2 separate regions of the Homo sapiens genome follow, and region 2 is linked to region 1. The links are chromatin loops, found by intact Hi-C in ENCODE. Cell type or tissue: heart left ventricle. All regions are shown on one strand.

The links. A loop is a pair of places that touch in the nucleus more often than their neighbours do. Peaks named below come from ENCODE experiments on the same cell type or tissue, not always from the same donor. Only the 100,000 strongest peaks of a DNase experiment are listed, where the experiment ranks them.
Region 2: a loop joins it to region 1, with 2.6 times the contacts of the local background. A loop is called at or near these places in 19 of 110 quality-filtered maps.

Annotation. Positions count from the first base shown.
Region 1 is chr7:36,491,714-36,499,713 of GRCh38, reverse strand. No RefSeq gene overlaps it. Among named protein-coding and RNA genes, the nearest start is that of AOAH-IT1, 100 kb to the left of the region's middle. In heart left ventricle, no CTCF peak of the experiment used is centred here; no DNase peak of the experiment used is centred here; H3K27me3 peaks cover 1,313 bases.
Region 2 is chr7:36,950,282-36,958,281 of GRCh38, reverse strand. The region is part of intron 16 of ELMO1 (engulfment and cell motility 1); the gene reads left to right. Among named protein-coding and RNA genes, the nearest start is that of MIR1200, 35 kb to the right of the region's middle. RefSeq lists enhancers at 6,767-6,996, 7,107-7,156. In heart left ventricle, no CTCF peak of the experiment used is centred here; no DNase peak of the experiment used is centred here.

The sequences.
Region 1 (8,000 bases):
TCCTGCTTAGAGGGGGGATTGAGAGGTGAAGCCAGCAGGGCTTCTGGGTCAGGGGACTTGGAGAACTTTTCTGTCTAGCTAAAGGTTTGTAAACACACCAATCAGCACTCTGTAAAAACGCACCAATCAGCATTCTGTGTCTAGCTAAAGCACTGTAAATGCATCAATAATCACTCTGTAAAATAGATCAATCAGCAGGATGTGGGCGGGGCCAAATAAGGGAATAAAAGCTGGCCACCCGAGCCAGCAGCAGCAACCCACTTGGGTCCCCTTCCATGCTATGGAAGCTTTGTTCTTTTGCTCTTCACAATAAATCTTGCTGCTGCTCACTCTTTGGGTCCACACTACCTTTATGAGCTGTAACACTCACCGCAGAGGTCTGCGGCTTCACTCCTGAAGTCAACGAGACCAAGAACCCACCAGAAGGAACCAATTCCGAACACACTTCTCTCTGCTGCCGCCACCTTCAGCATATAACTTCTATTTTGTGATTCAAGACAGCCTCCCAAGCAACACCACCAGGACTGCATTTGAGCCAGCAGGAAGAGGGAAGGGGAGAGGAAAGGCCACTCTTTCTTCCTTGAGGATGCAACTTCCGCTTGCACCCCAGGAGGCCCAGCTCAGTCCCGTGGCCATGCAGCTTTAAAGAAAGCTAAAAATGTTTGTCTAGCCAAGCGGGTAACTGAAAATAGGCAGTTCTATTACCAGGAGAGAAGGGAGGATAGATACAGAAGGACAAGTAGCAATCTCTACAAGTGTAAATTAGAACCTTCTGGACGCCAATTTGACAATATGTGGAACCCACATGTCAGCTACCTCTATCCCTTGCTACTCAAAATGTGGTCATCAGACCAGCATCACCTGGAAGTTTGTTAAAAATGCAAAATATCGGGCCTGCCTACTACTAAATCATAATTTGCATTTAAACAGTATCCTTCAGTGATTTGTTTGCACGTTAAAGTTGGAGAAGCACTGATCTAGACAGTGGTTTTCAATTGTGGCTGTACATTGGAATAACCCGGGAACTTTCAAAACTCTCCTGATGCCTGGGCCACACCCAAAGAGCATTGAATTTAATTGGCCTGGTGAAATCCTAGGCTTCTGTGGTTCCAAAGTGCTCCCCTGGGTGATTCTCTTGTGCAGCTAAGGTGGCAAACCACTGCTCTGGGCTATTTGGGGGAAAGGAATTGTCTCACAATTACTCCTGAGTCAGACCCAAACTGCACTTTCTTATCTTCCTTGCTAGAAATCCACTTTAGCTTTCTTCTGCTTTATTTCTTTCTGGAGTGAAGTGGCACAATCACAGCACACTGCTGCCTCGAACCCCATCCCCCATCCCCTGGCTCAAGGAATCCTCCTGCCTCAGCCTCCCGAGTAACGGGGACTACAGTCATACACTACCACCTCCAGCTAACTTTTCTTTATAGCTTTGTAGAGACCGGTTCTCTTTATGTTGCCCAGGCTGGTGTCTGACTCCTGGGTTCAATTGATCTTCCAGCCTCGGCCTCCCAAAATGCTGGGAATACAGGGTGAGCCACCACATTTGTCCTCTTCTGCTTTCTTGACCATACCTCATCCCATTTTCTTCTTGTTTGCTGTGCCAGTGCATATTTAATGATGGTTTGGGAATAATGCAGAAAGTTATCCTGTAGCACAGAGTAGCACATGACCTAAAACTGGAAGTCAGTCACACGTCCCTGCCTTTTAGTGCCCCACCCCGGGATTTTCCACGGGGCCCCTCCTCTGCAGCTGGCCCCACGACACTGCTCATTGCTCCTCCTCTCCCTCCACTCCTCCCTTGAAGCCCTAAGGGAGGTACTCCTTGAAACTTACACATTCTTTATCATTGTGCAGAGTAAATTGTGTCTTTTCTCATTATGTTGTTCCTCTGAGGGCTCTCTTTTCACATTAAATGATTCATTAGTAGGGGCAAGGAGGGGTTGCCAAAAACTCTGCTCTGGAGGGAAAGTATGCCACTCCCTTGGGAGACAGAGCAATTATGGCAAACGGTGTTTTAAATAATAATAATAAAATAATTCCTCTTTATCATTATGCATTTCCAAACTCTTTTAGAATTCATGCCTGACTCAGGACCCAGAAACCATTTTTTGTTTGTTGTTTGTTTGTTTGTTTCAAGATGGGTTCCCACTCTTTCGCCCAGGCTGGAGTGCAGTGGTGAGATCTTGGCTCGCTCCAACTTCCGCTTCCCAGGCTCAAGTGATTCTCCAGCCTCAGCCTCCTGAGTAGCTGGGACTACAGGTGCAAACCACCAACGCCCACCTAATTTTTGTATTTTTTGTAGAGATGGGGTTTCACCATGTTGCCCAGGCTTGTCTCAAATTCCTAAGCTAAAAGTGATCCACCCGCCTCAGCCTCCCAAAGTGCTGGGATTATAAGCATGAGTCACTGCACCCAGCCCAGAAACCATGTAAATGTTGATAAATTGACTTCTTAAAAGTAAAAGTTTTTGTACGTTGAAAACATACTGTAAGCAGAGTCAAAAGACAAGTGGCAAAATGGGGGGACACACACCCCATTTCACAGACGAAGAGCTAATCTCCCCAGGACATGAAGAGTTCTTAAAAAGCAAGAAGGAAAAAGCTAACAATTCAGTTTTTAAATTGGCAGAAGATATGAATGGCTAAAGTTAAGAGAAAATAGAATCAAAGGCACCTTACACATAAAAAATATAAAAATCTGTTTAACTTCACTTATAATTAGATAAATGTAATTTGAAATTACACTGAGAGGTTTCTGTTTTCTGATCCAGCATGTAGTGAGTTTGAAAGTTGTCACTCCATCCTAACAAGAAAAAGCCTGGACAGGCTGAAAAATCAACAACCCTTCTTAGATCTGCCAGAGATTTGAAGTCACGGGGCAAACCATTTCCCAAGCACTGGAGAGAGAGGAAGGTACAGAGAATTCCAACTCACTGAAGTGGAATCCCAGAAGCAGAAACATCCAGTGTAAGTGGGGGGTGGGGGTGTTTCGTTTTGTTTTGTTTTTGTAGAGACGGGGCCGCACTCTGTTGCCCAGGCTGGTCTTGAACTCCTAGCCTCAAGCGATCCTCCCTCCTCAGCTGGGATGTCAGGCGTGCTGGGATGACAGGTGTGAGCCACCATGCCTGGCCCAATGGAAGTAGTACTAGATATGTCATGACTGGCTTTCAACAGAAAAGTGCAAGGCACACTAACAGGCAAAAACAGTTTGAAAAGACAGAGCAAGCATCAGAGCACATTCAGATATGACAGGGGTGTTGGAGCTATTACACTAGGAATTTAAAATAATTATGAAGAGTATGCTAAGGGCTCTAATGGACAACATGTAAGAACAGATGGGTAAGTGGATATCCATATGCAGAAGACCTCAATCTATGAAACTACTAAAAGAAAACAATGAGGAAACTCTCCAGGACATTGATCTGGGCAAAGATTTCTTGAGTATACCCCACAAGCACAGGCGACCAAAGCAAAAACAGACAAATGGGATCACATCAAGTTAAAAAGTTTCTGCATAGCAAAGGAAACAACAGACTAGGCATGGTGCCTCGCAACTGTAATCCCAGCACTTTAGGAGGCTGAAATGGGCAGATCACCTGAGGTCAGGAGTTCAAGACCAGCCTGGCCAATATGGTGAAACCCTGTCTCTATTAAAAATACAAAAATTAGCCAGGTGTGGTGGTGTGCACCTGTAATTCCAGCTATTCAGGTGGCTGAGGCCCGAGAATCGCTTGAATCCGGGAGGCGGAGGTGGCAGTAAGCCAAGATTATGCCACTACCCTCCAGCCTGGGTAATGGAGTAAGATTCTGTCTCAAAAAAAAAAAAAAAAAAAAAAGAAGAAGAAGAAGAAGAAACAATCAACAAAGAAAAGAGACAACCCACAGTATGGGAGAAAATATTTGCAAATTATCCATCTGACAAGAGATTAATAACCAGAATATATAAGGAGCTCAAACAATTCTACAGGAAAATATTCTAATACTCCAACTTAAATATGGGCAAAGGATCTGAACAGACATTTCTCCAAAGAAGACATACAGATGGCAAACAGGCATCTGAAAAGGTGCTTAACATCACAGATCATCAAAGAAATGCAAATCAAAACTACAAAGAGGTATCATCTCACCTCAGTTAAAATGGCTTATATCCAAAAGCAATAACAAATGTTGGCGAGGATGTGGAAAAAAGGGAATCCTTGTACACTGTTTGGGGGAATGTAAATTAGTACAACCACTATGGAGAACAGTTTGGAGGTTCCTCATAAAGCTAAAAATAGGGCTATCATATAATCCAGCAATTCACTGCTAAGTATATACCCCAAAAAAGGAAATCAATATATCAAAGCAATATCTGCACTCCCATGTTTTGCAGCACTATTCATAACAGCCAAGATTTGGAAGCAACATAAGTGTCTATCAACAGATGAATGGATAAAGAAAATGTGGTTACATATACACAATGGAGCACTATTCAGCCATAAAAAGGAACAAGATGCTGCCACTTGCCACAACATGGATGGAACTGGAGGTCTTTATGTTAAGTGAAATAAGCCAGGCACAGAAAGACAAATGTCACATGTTCTCATTCATTTGTAGAAGCTAAAAATTAAAACAATTGAACTCATGAAGACAGAGAGTAGAATGATGGTTACCAGAGCCTAGGCACAGTGGAGGGGAAGAAAGTGGGGATGACTAATGCGTACAAAAAAAAAGTTAGATAGAAGAAATAAGATCTAGTATTTGGGGCTAGGCGTGGTGGCTCACACCTATAATTCCAGCAGTTTGAGAGGCCAAGGTGGGTGGATACCTTGAGGTTGGAAGTTCGAGACCAGCCTGGACAACATGGCAAAACCCCATCTCTACTAAAAATACAAAAATTACCTGAGCATGTTGATGCATGCCTGTAATCCCAGCTACTCAGGAGGCTGAGGCAGGAGAATCACTTGAACCCGTGAGGCAGAAGTTGCAGTGAGCCAAGATCACACCACTGCACTCCAGCCTGGGCGACAGAGCAAGACTCTATTTCAAAAAAAAAAAAAATCTAGTATTTGGTAGCACAACAGAGTGTCTACAGTCAATAATAATTTATTATATATTTTTAAATAACTAGAAGAGTATAATTGGAATGTTTATAATGCAAAGAAATAATAAATGCTTGAGACGATGGATACCCATTTACCTTGATGTGATTATTATGCCTTGTATGCCTGTATCGAAATTTCTCATATGCCCCATAAATATATATACCTACCATGTACCCACTAAAAACTAAAAATTTAAAAAAAAACAGATGGGCAATGTAATTAAGGAGATAGAAATTCTAAGAAAGAATCAGAAAGACAAGCTAGAATTAAAAAACATGTAATAGAAAGCATATATATAAAAATATATATACCTACTATATACCCATTAAAAATTAAAAATTAAATAAAAAAACATGGGCAATGTAATCAAGGAGATACAAATTCTAAGAAAGAATCAAAAAGACATGCTAGAAATAAAAAACATGTAACAGGAAGAATGCCTTTGATGGACTCATTAGTAGACTAGACACAGCTGAGGAAAGAACGTCTGAGCTTGAGGATATGTCAACAGAAGCTTCCCAAACTGAAAAGAGAAAGTGGGGGGTGGAAACTGGAACAGAATATCCAAGAACTGTACATAAGTTACAGTGGGAATACAAAGAGAAGAAAAAGAGTAAGGAACAGAAGAAATATTTGATGCAAAAATGACAAATATTCCCAAATTAATGTCAGACACCAAACCACAGATCCAAGAAGTTCAGAGAACACCAAGGAGGGATAAACGTGTCAAAAAATCTACACTTAGGCATATCATACTCAAACTGAAGAAAACGAAACATAAAGAAAATATTTGGGCTTTGGGTGATAATGATGTGTCAATGTAGGTTCATTGATTGTAGCAAATAATGTACCACTCCTCTGGGGAAGAAAGTTGATAGTGGAGGAGTCCACTGGGGGAAAAAAAAAAGGCTGCAATGGTGCACTGCATTAGAGGCAGAAAAAAAAAAGCCCAGCCATGTGAATTCAGGCTATGTGCAGCTGTCATCCAATTCTTGTTAACCTTCAGGCTAGAATTTTATTTGAAGGACTAAATTTTATCCATGGCTGCCTATACAATCTGCAATGTCTATGCTTCTAAAAAAGAAGTTCTCTAATAAAAATAAAATTATATTCTGCTAAAAGCTGTAATTTTTACATACTGCAGCCCAGACAATTGGAAAGTGTATTTTCTTAAAAATTTCACTTAAAATGATATCATAAGGCACTAAATACTTTGGAGTAAACTGACAAAAGACATGTAAAACCTCTATATTGAAAACTGGCTAGGTGCTCTGGCTTACGCCTGTAATCCCAGCACTTTGGGTGGCCAAGGCAAGTGGATCACCTGAGTTCAGGAGTTTGAGACCAGCCTGGCCAACATAGTGAAACCCCATCTCTACTAAAAATACAAAAATTAGCTGGGCATGGTGGCGGGCACTTGTAATCCCAGCTACTCGGGAGGCTGAGGCAAGAGAATTGCTTGAACCAGGGAGGCAGAGGTTGCAGTGAGCTAAGGTTGCGCCACTCCACTCCAGCCTGAATGACAGAGGGAGACTCTGTCTCAAAAAAAAAAAAAAAAAAAAAAAAAAGACAAAGAAAACATATGTTGCTGAAAGAAAGTTTAAGAGACCTAAATAAATGGATGTATCTACATTAATACCGTATTCCTAAATTTAAATGCTCAATGTTGTCAGTTCTACTAAAATTGATCTATAGATTAAATATAATCCTAAATATAATCCCAGAGGCTTTTTTTAAATTGAAGCTGATTCTAAAATATACAGAGAAATACAAAGAACCTAAGTTAGCCAAAGCAATTTTGGGGGAAAGAAAGAAAGAAAATGTAGAGATGTTTCAGTACCTGACTTAAAATGTGTAATATAATTATAATAGTCAAGACAGTGTTACTGACATCGAGACACACAACTAACTCAATGGAAGCAGAATAGGGTGCCCAGAAACACCTCATTTATATGGTTCTTTGATTCTTTTACAAAGGTGCCAAAGAAAGCAAGGGAAAAGAAAAGTGTTTTCAATAAATGCTATTGGAACAACCAGATGTTTTTAATGAATATTTACCTCTATATCATATCTATGTAAAAATTAATCTAAGATAGATAATAGAATCAAATGTAAAAGCCAAAACTAAAAAGCTGCTAGAAGAAAACATATTCCCAGTTTAGGGGTAGGCAGGAGTTTCCTAGACAAGACACAAAAACAATAACCAAAAATGAAAAAGAACTTGATAAATTCATTTTTAGAAAGAATTAATATTACTCTGTCAAATTAGACAAAATTTCAAACTTTCGCTCCTTCAAAGACACCACAGACTGGGAGAAAATATTCACAAAACATAGGTCTGACAATGACTCCAGAATATTTAAAGAACTCCTACAACTCAATAATAAAGAGGCAACCTATGTTTTTAATGAGTAAAGTTTTGAACATACACATTACAAAGGTAGATACAGGAGTGGCCAAAAAACACATAAAACAGTGTTTAACATTCTTGATCATCAGGTAAATGCAATGTAAAATCACAGAGATCCCCTACGTACCCACCAGTATGGCCAAAAATGAAAAGATTGAGAGCAGCAAGTGTTGGCAAGGATGTAGAACAACTGAAGCTCTCATATAGAAGCACTTTTGAAAAGCTTCTTATAAAACTAATTATGCACTACCCTATGACCCAGCAAGCTCTCCCCTAAATATCAACTATCGCATGTCTACAGAAAGACTTGTAAAACAATGCCCATAGCAGCTTCATTCATAAAAGCTAAAACCTAGAAACTGTCCAGTTGTCCATCAATATAAACACATGACATACCACTCAGCAATATAAAATCAACTACTGATATGCACAACATAAATGAGTCTCAAAATTATGCTGAATATATATATGTTGACTATATATATGCATATATATATGAAATTCTGG
Region 2 (8,000 bases), 460 kb before region 1:
TTCAGGTGGGTGGAGGAGGCAGAGAATAGGATTTAAGCTAGGTTGGTTTTGCTAAGCAAATATGATAGAGAGAAGAGGTACTGGGGATGTATTCATGAATACAAAAGGAGAGATTATAATTATAATGGAATAGAAGTTAGGTAATGAGGAAAGTGAAGCCATGAATGGGGTGATGGACAAGGAAAAGGTGGCAATGTTAAGAGTCACAGCAGGATCAGAGAACTTTTGGAATGTGTTGCAGGTTGCAACTGATTGGAGCCAGCATTGTGGGTGGTAAAATAATTTACAAAGACAGTAGTAAGTTAAAGAAAGCAATGGGCAGCACAGCAGAGAAGGAGCTGTCTGCAAAGAGACAGGATCTGGAGGGAAGTTTTACAGGGTGGTGCCGGAGGGGCTACCTACAGATAAGCTTGTGCTGCTGGGGCTACATGCAAAGCGAGGTATTTGGGAACAGGATGTTGTGTCAGCAGGTTGTTGGTGGTTAGCCTTCTCTCAGAACAATTGTTCTCTCCACACTTGGGGCATCTTCCTTGTTGTTTACTTATCTTGTCAGGACTCCACAGAATGGGCATACTAGAGAGAGTGAATTGGAAAGACACAAGATGGTGCTTGTAAACTTACGACTTCAGCAATGGTTCTGTATTTTCAATGACAAAGCTTAGGCTACAGTCACAGCAAAAGCTGCTTTAGGAGATTATAAAGGACAAGACCTTTGGGTTGAGGAGGGTTGTGGAACTGAGAAGCTAGGTATTGGGTAGATCATCTGTGAGGATATTGAAGTTACTAAGAATGATGATAAAGAGAGGGAAGGGTAAGAAAATCGTCAATGAATTGTGGCATGACCAGGTGGAGAGTAAGTGTCATAAAGAGGGATAGTGGATAGTATAATGTCAGGCACCTCAAAGGAACTGGGCAGGGAGTTAGGGAGTAAAAAGGGCGGTGGTCTGGAAGCAGAAAGGAGGAGCAGTGGTCCAGTAGGGGCTGCAGAGCTGCAAGGCTTTGCCTCAATCCTGTCAAAGGCAACTTCAAGCTTTCCAGGAGCCATACTCCTTCATTTGTTCATTACTTTCTAGATTAGGAAATCACCACTCAGCGACTGGGGTCTTTGCCTGAATGTATTTCAGAATTACTAAGTTGGTTGAATGCTTCCACAAATACTGTTTTCATGGAGAGCACTTCATATTTACATTGGAAAAGAGCTGGTGCCATCCTCTCCACAGAAACAAGGCTGACAGCCCTTAAATAGCTTTGGCTATCTCTTGGGGAGATCACAGTTTGTGGGAAATCGACAACATTACCATGGAACATAACTTGGAAATGATATTTTTCTTTGCTCGCCACTGAGCATTTTGGACTTGGGAAACAGGCTACCAGAAGAGTAGTTATTGGGAAAGGGCAATCAACACGTGCTTTCCTTGGCTCATGATTTCTTGCCATTTTTTCCGGCGTTGTAATCAAACCTGTAGGCTACTGATTATTTACTCATTAAGTTCCACTTTCTCACTCTTCCCATTTCAAAGTAGTCATTTAAAAAATTGCCCGATCGATGATTTTTATATAGGAACAACATATTTTTTATGAAAGTCTTTTTCACAACTGCTAAGAAGCTTTGTCACTATAAGCTGTCACAAGATGGCATCACTTGGTAGTCTTCAAGTCTAATTAGTTTTCTTGTACGCCTGGGTGCATTTTTGAGCTATAAAATAAAACTTGTTGAATAAAGTGACCTTTTTTTTATATGCAGTCTAGCCTATTTTGGAATTGTCCTTTACAAACATATAACATGATGATTGATCAGATGGCATTTGGGTCTGAAATTACTTCTTGGATGTAGAAGAGAACAAGGCCTTGTTTTGAAAGTTTCTGACTTAATTATTTTATTTCAAAAAAGACAAGAAGGCATATGCAGAATTTGAAGGGAATTATAGATTCTGCCCTGACCAAGAGAAGGATAAGAAAATCATCAATGGATTGTGGCATGACCAAAAGCAGAATAAATAACATAAGGAAGGCTGTAGTCCCATGGCAGGCACCTCAAAGGAACTGGGCAGGAGGTTAGCAAGTGGAAAGGATAGTGGTCTGGAAGCAGAAAGCAGAAGCAAGAAGTACACCTATTCAGCCTCCAAGAAATATATGTAGCCTTCAGGACACCCTAGACAAGAAAAGGCTCTCAGAAAGGGAACAGGTATTGAGATAAATAAATTTGAGGTGGACACCTACTTTGCATCACGACACTGTGTTAAGACCTAGAGATCTAAACATGAAAAAGGGATCTTCTAAAGCATCGAGTGGTCTAGCAGAGGAGAGAGACATGGAATCCAGTAGCCCTGTTGAGTTAGCATTATACTGAAAAAGAGAAGTGAGAACAGTTTATCCTCTTGGGTGAGTAGGGAGCTGGGATCCTACAAAGAACAAGAATGGAGATATCTGAACTGGACTTTGAAAGATATCAAGAATTTACCACCCATTTTGGATAGGAATGGGCTAGAGGGTGTCAGGGAAGGAATTTAAAGATGAGGCAACAGCCTGAATAAAGGATTAAGGTCACGAATAGGGTAGACTTTGGGACCCTGGGGAAGTAGCAAGGGACAGCAAGAAGTGATTTGGATCCTTACATATGGAAAAGACTCTGAGTTTCCTGGCACCCTACCTTTGACAGATTTAGGATGAATAAAAAGATGTACATGTGTTTCCAAGATGTTACAGAGAACACTCATATTTATTTGATACTTACATACTCCAAGATATTCAGAAATCAGATTATTGTACTGAAATAATGCAGAATTGGACCATTTTTCTATGACAAGTCTAAATAATTTATCTGGTGGATGTTTTCATAAAGGAAGGTTTTACACCTGTTCAGTGTGTGGTTTATCCAAATACCTTTACTTCGGAATTTGTGCTTGAAAATAGATTCTGTATCTTTTGGCGAATGGGAGCCAAGGGTTATAGTGGTGAGTATGAAGGGAGATGAGATAGGGTAGAAAAAGAAGCAGCTGTAGAGAAAATGTAGTGTAGAAGCAGATAGTATAGGAAAAAAAGATTTGAGCTGAGAGGAGGGTTTATTTCCTGGTGTGACCAGTTAGGAGCTACTCGACCTTAGACTAAAGTCCCTTGACCTCCTGGAGTCTGATGCCTTCCGCCATGTAGAGGGAGGTGATGAGCTATTCTGAGGCTCATAAGATACAACGTGTGAGGCATGAGAGAGCCCCTTTTGTGTGCCATAAAACTCTGTAGAAATGGGAGCTGATAGTCCTGATATCTTGGTATACTTTGAGAATTTAGCTTTGTTACAACTTCAGGGTCACGGGTTGTGGGATGAATGGCTCACTGAATGCTTCTCAAGCTTTTGGGATACAGGAACATGTCTCACCTGGTACGCTTGTAAAAACATCAAATATTGGGAACCATCTCCAGAATTCCTAATTTAATGTGATTAGGACAGAATTTAAGAATCTGCATTTTGAGCAGACATCTCATGAGTTGCGAAGACAGTGGACCGAGGAGACCATTTTCTTGTAGAAACTGTCCTAAAAGATCTTAAAAGTTATGTGCATCCAGTAAAATCAGGCCAGAAGTTGCCCAGCCTATTAATAAAACCTTGGACTCACCTTCTGAGAAAAAATGCAGGCACCCTTTGCTAGGCTTCTGAAGGTCCTCTTTGACAGGCACCCCAGCTGAGATTGGCCTTGTTCTCCTGCACCAAATAAAGGAGTTGCTAGCATTTTTGAACTCCTATGTTGTGCTTGTGGGGGAGGATCCAAGAACAGATTACCCTGCTTGCTGCTAGCAGAAACCCAAACCCACTGCAGTCTCCCATCACATTGACCATTCATTTGTCAGCAGTGCCCCTGGGTGGGAATCAGGCTGACAGCCTTCCAAAACCTCCCCTCCTGTCCCTGCTTCCCCCACACCCCTGCCTCAAGGGACATCTGTGATGCACTGGAAGGTGACCTAAACATTTGGCCAGAACCCTAATTCTGATACTTCTGGTTCTGTGACCCCCATTAATTCCCTTACTTTCCAAACCTCCAATTCCTCACCTGTGAATGAGGAAGGTGCACCTGGGCTGCAGCATTGCTGTGAAGATGAAGCAAGTGCTTGAGGCTCTGTGAGATCCTGCTGTGTGGGGTCTGCTGTCCAGATCATGAAGAACTCTTGCCCCTCAGGAACTTGTATGTAGATGCTCTTCTGAGCAACAACAGTGAATTTGGAAATCCTGCCTAGGAATCAGAGCAAGGGTCCAAGTTGTAGGCATGGAGTTGAAAGTAAAAACCAGCATTTTAATTTTTACTACAAGATAATTAGCTTCTGAATAAAGATAGTAATTTTGTATTGAAACATTTAATTCCCCTTCTTCCAAAGTTCCTACTGAAATGACTAATACACACACACACACACACACACACACACACACACACACACACACACACACACACACAAAACATACCCATACACTGTACCAGAACTGGAGCAGGGAAGAGTGAAATCTACTCATTCATTCAGCAACATGCAAAACACATACACCTTTAAGTTGCCAGATTCTCAATGGATTCATTTTATATGGCTAAGACTGTTACATGTTCAACAGTAGGGGAACAGCTAAATAAATAAAAAACCGAGTTGTCCTTAAAGATGATGGTGTATAAGCATCATTATTTACATATAAAAAGTATTGTTACACTAAGAAGATTAAAAAACAATATATACAATATTATATTACAACCATGCTTAGAAAAACCTTTAAAAGGATATGCACCAAAATTTTTGACAGTCATTTTCTGTAAATGATAGGGATAGTTCACCTTTTAAAATATTGCTTATCTATTCTGTCTAGTTTAATTACTTTGAATTTAACATACTTGCGTAATAAACACATATGTCTGACAGGTTGTAAAAATTGGGGCTTTTAGACTTCAGCTGCAGACCTAAAATATTTGCATAGCTAATTAGGGGCTCTTGTGTGATGTCCATCTTTATGTCAAGAGAGTAGTACGTTCAAGAGTAGTATGTCAAGAGAGGCACGGTGGCTCATACCTGTAATCCCAGCATTTTGGGAGACTGAGGTGGGTGGATCCACGATGTCAGGAGATCGATATCATCCTGGCTAACATGGTGAAACCCCATCTCTACTGAAAATACAAAAAAATTAGCCGGGCGTGGTGGCGGGTGCCTGTAGTCCCAGCTACTCGGGAGGCTGAGGCAGGAGAATGGCGTGAACCCGGGAGCTTGCCCTGAGCCGAGATCGCGCCACTGTACTTTAGCTGGGGCGACAGAGCGAGACTCCATCTCAAAAAAAAAAAAAAAAAAAAAAAAAGAGTAGTGACTTCCATTATTTGGCACATTGACCTCATTATATTGAAATGTCTTGAGAGTCTTTCACTCTCCAGTGGGTCACCTAAGAAATGCTTTGGGAATAACAAAGAGGTCTGTCTCCTCCAGGAGATGATACTGCTCTCTTCCTCCTCTGCTCTCTGTGTATTTTTTTTTCCTTCCCAGCTATTCACACACCAGTAGAATTTCTCTTATGTAAGTGGACCTCTCTTGAGACTCTGTGATGGAAAAGAATGTATTCAGTTTTTTCCCCCTTTTTTGAAAAAGCATCATTACAATTCCCGCTTCCCATCCATTCATTTTCATAACTGAGTCTAGAGTGATTTCTTTTTTCTTTGAACTTTACTTGAATGTATCCCGTCCCTTTCATAAGAGCCACTTTTACCTGGGAGCCTCAGAAGGTTAGAGTGATGATATGGAGGTGCTGCCTTATTAATCAAACGTTTGCTCTGTGCTGGGCATTAATCACTTAAAGCTGCACAGCTGGATAAGATTCATTAGTGTCTTCTTTCACTGTGCTCGTCTCCCCGCCCCGCTTGCTCTTGGAGGCATTTACTAAAATGCCACCAGTGCTTCCATCACCAGCTCCATCTCTCTCCCACCTCCCGTGGCCACGTGCTGTGTTTGGCCCCTGGGTACAGAGAAAGATCACTAAGAGGTTACCAAACAGAACATTAAAGGGCCTCTGATGGCTTCTTTGACTGATTCCTTTCAAATCTGCCTGGATCCTCTGGAAGCCTCTTCTCAGGATGCATGTTCCACACTGAGCCCAGTGGCTGCCCTCAGGAGTAGATGCAGGCCTCAGAGATGCTGAACACCTCCCTGGCATGGGTTTGCGTGGGATGCACCTGTTCATCAGTCATGCCCCCTCCGTCTGGGGACATCCTGCTGGTGCCCAGACCATCCTCCCTGCTTCCTGCTTCCTTGCCAGATCCTTCTCTAATCCACTTCCTGACTTCCACATAGAGGTCTTTGACTTCAGAGTCCCTTGCTTTGGCCTTTAAACCCCCCTTCATTTAATCATTCTTCAGTAAACATCTATTGAGTGCCTGCTGTATGCCAGGCTCTGCAGCAGTCACTGGGGACGTAATTCTGTGCCAGAGAAACATGGTTCTGACCTCATGGAAGTTTCTAGCAGAGAAGACATGTAAAAGCAAAACAGAAGAGTAAACAAAGCAACGTGGTCTCAAGCGTAAGAAGTGCTGTGAAGTCAACAAAAAGAAACAGAGACAGAATCTACTAGGAGTGGGCACCATATTTTGAATGGCGTGGCCAGAGAAGACTGTGGTCCTTGGACCAACACCAACAGCATTGCCTGAGAACCTGCTAGAAATGCAGATTCTCAGACCCTATCCCAGACCCACTTCAGTCTGATTCATCAGAGACTCCCCCAGCAGTCTGTGTTTAATGAGCCCTCCAGGTGGTTCCAGTGGCCACCCTAGATTGAGAACCACTGATTAAGGCTACGTGATGGGAAGGAGGTAGGTATGTGAAGTGTGGAGGAAAGCACCTTCCAGGCTGAGGGTCCAGATGAGCAAAAACAGGAGAGAGCTTGGCTTTTTTGAGGAACTGAAACCAAGACCATTTTGGCCGGAGCCAAGTGTTGGTGATGTGGGCAGGGATTAAATCAGATAGGCTCTTGCAGACCAAAGTGAAGGGATAGGATTTTAACCTAGTTAAGAAGCCCTTGAAGCATCTTAAGCAATGCCTTGCACTGATCTGGACTCCCTTTTAAGATGATCTCTATTGCTGAGTCCAGAATAGATTGGAGTGGCTTAAGAATGGAAGTGGGAGACCAGGAAGGAGGCTGATACACAGGTCCAAGCAGTAAATGGAGGTGGCCTGGACCAAGGTGGCAACAGTAGGAATAAGGTAAGAAGGTACTTGTGAGATATGTTTTAGAAATAAGCTCAAAAAGACTTGTGGACTGATTAGGTGTGGACAGGGGTAGTGGTGGAGAGGGGGAATCATGATTGACTTCCTGGTGTCTGGCTTCAGTAACTGGGTAGATGGATGGGTCATTTACTGCTCCAGAGAGGCAAGAAGCAGACACGCCCTCTCGGCCTTCCTCTCAGACACTCCGTAACATGGTGGGTCTGAAATCCCACTGTAAACAGCTTCATGGAGTGCATCCTCAGCTTGTCTTCATGGGCCAGTCCTCAGTTCAGCCCAGACCCCTGAGCCCTCATGGAGATGAAGGAGCCATTGCTTCGATCTCCATAAGGGCTCTGTCCCTCTAGCGCAATGTCTTGTGTGCAGTGAACATTTGAGAAATACCTAAATGACTCGGTCTGCTGGAAGAGCAGTATTCCTGTCAGAAAAATATTGAGTCAGTCCCCAGCCTTGATTAAAGATGTATAATTGTTACCTTCACCTTAGGAAGGACAAAAGAGATAAATTGCCTGGCGCCATGAAACACAGACAGCCCAAGGGGTTGAACCAAAGACAGAAGCAGAAGATAGGAGTGGCCAGGGGCCCAGGAGAAAATAGGAGAAACCTGTGGCTTGGTGGTGAGTGACCCTTTGCCCAGTCACCCACTGTGAAGAGTGAACTGCAGGAGGAAATGGGAAGGAAAACAGATCTTTTGACTCTGCTCATCTCCTGCAGAGAAGGTGGGCTGGTTACATAAAAAGCTACTGTGGGCTGCTCAGTTCCTGAGTCTTGCT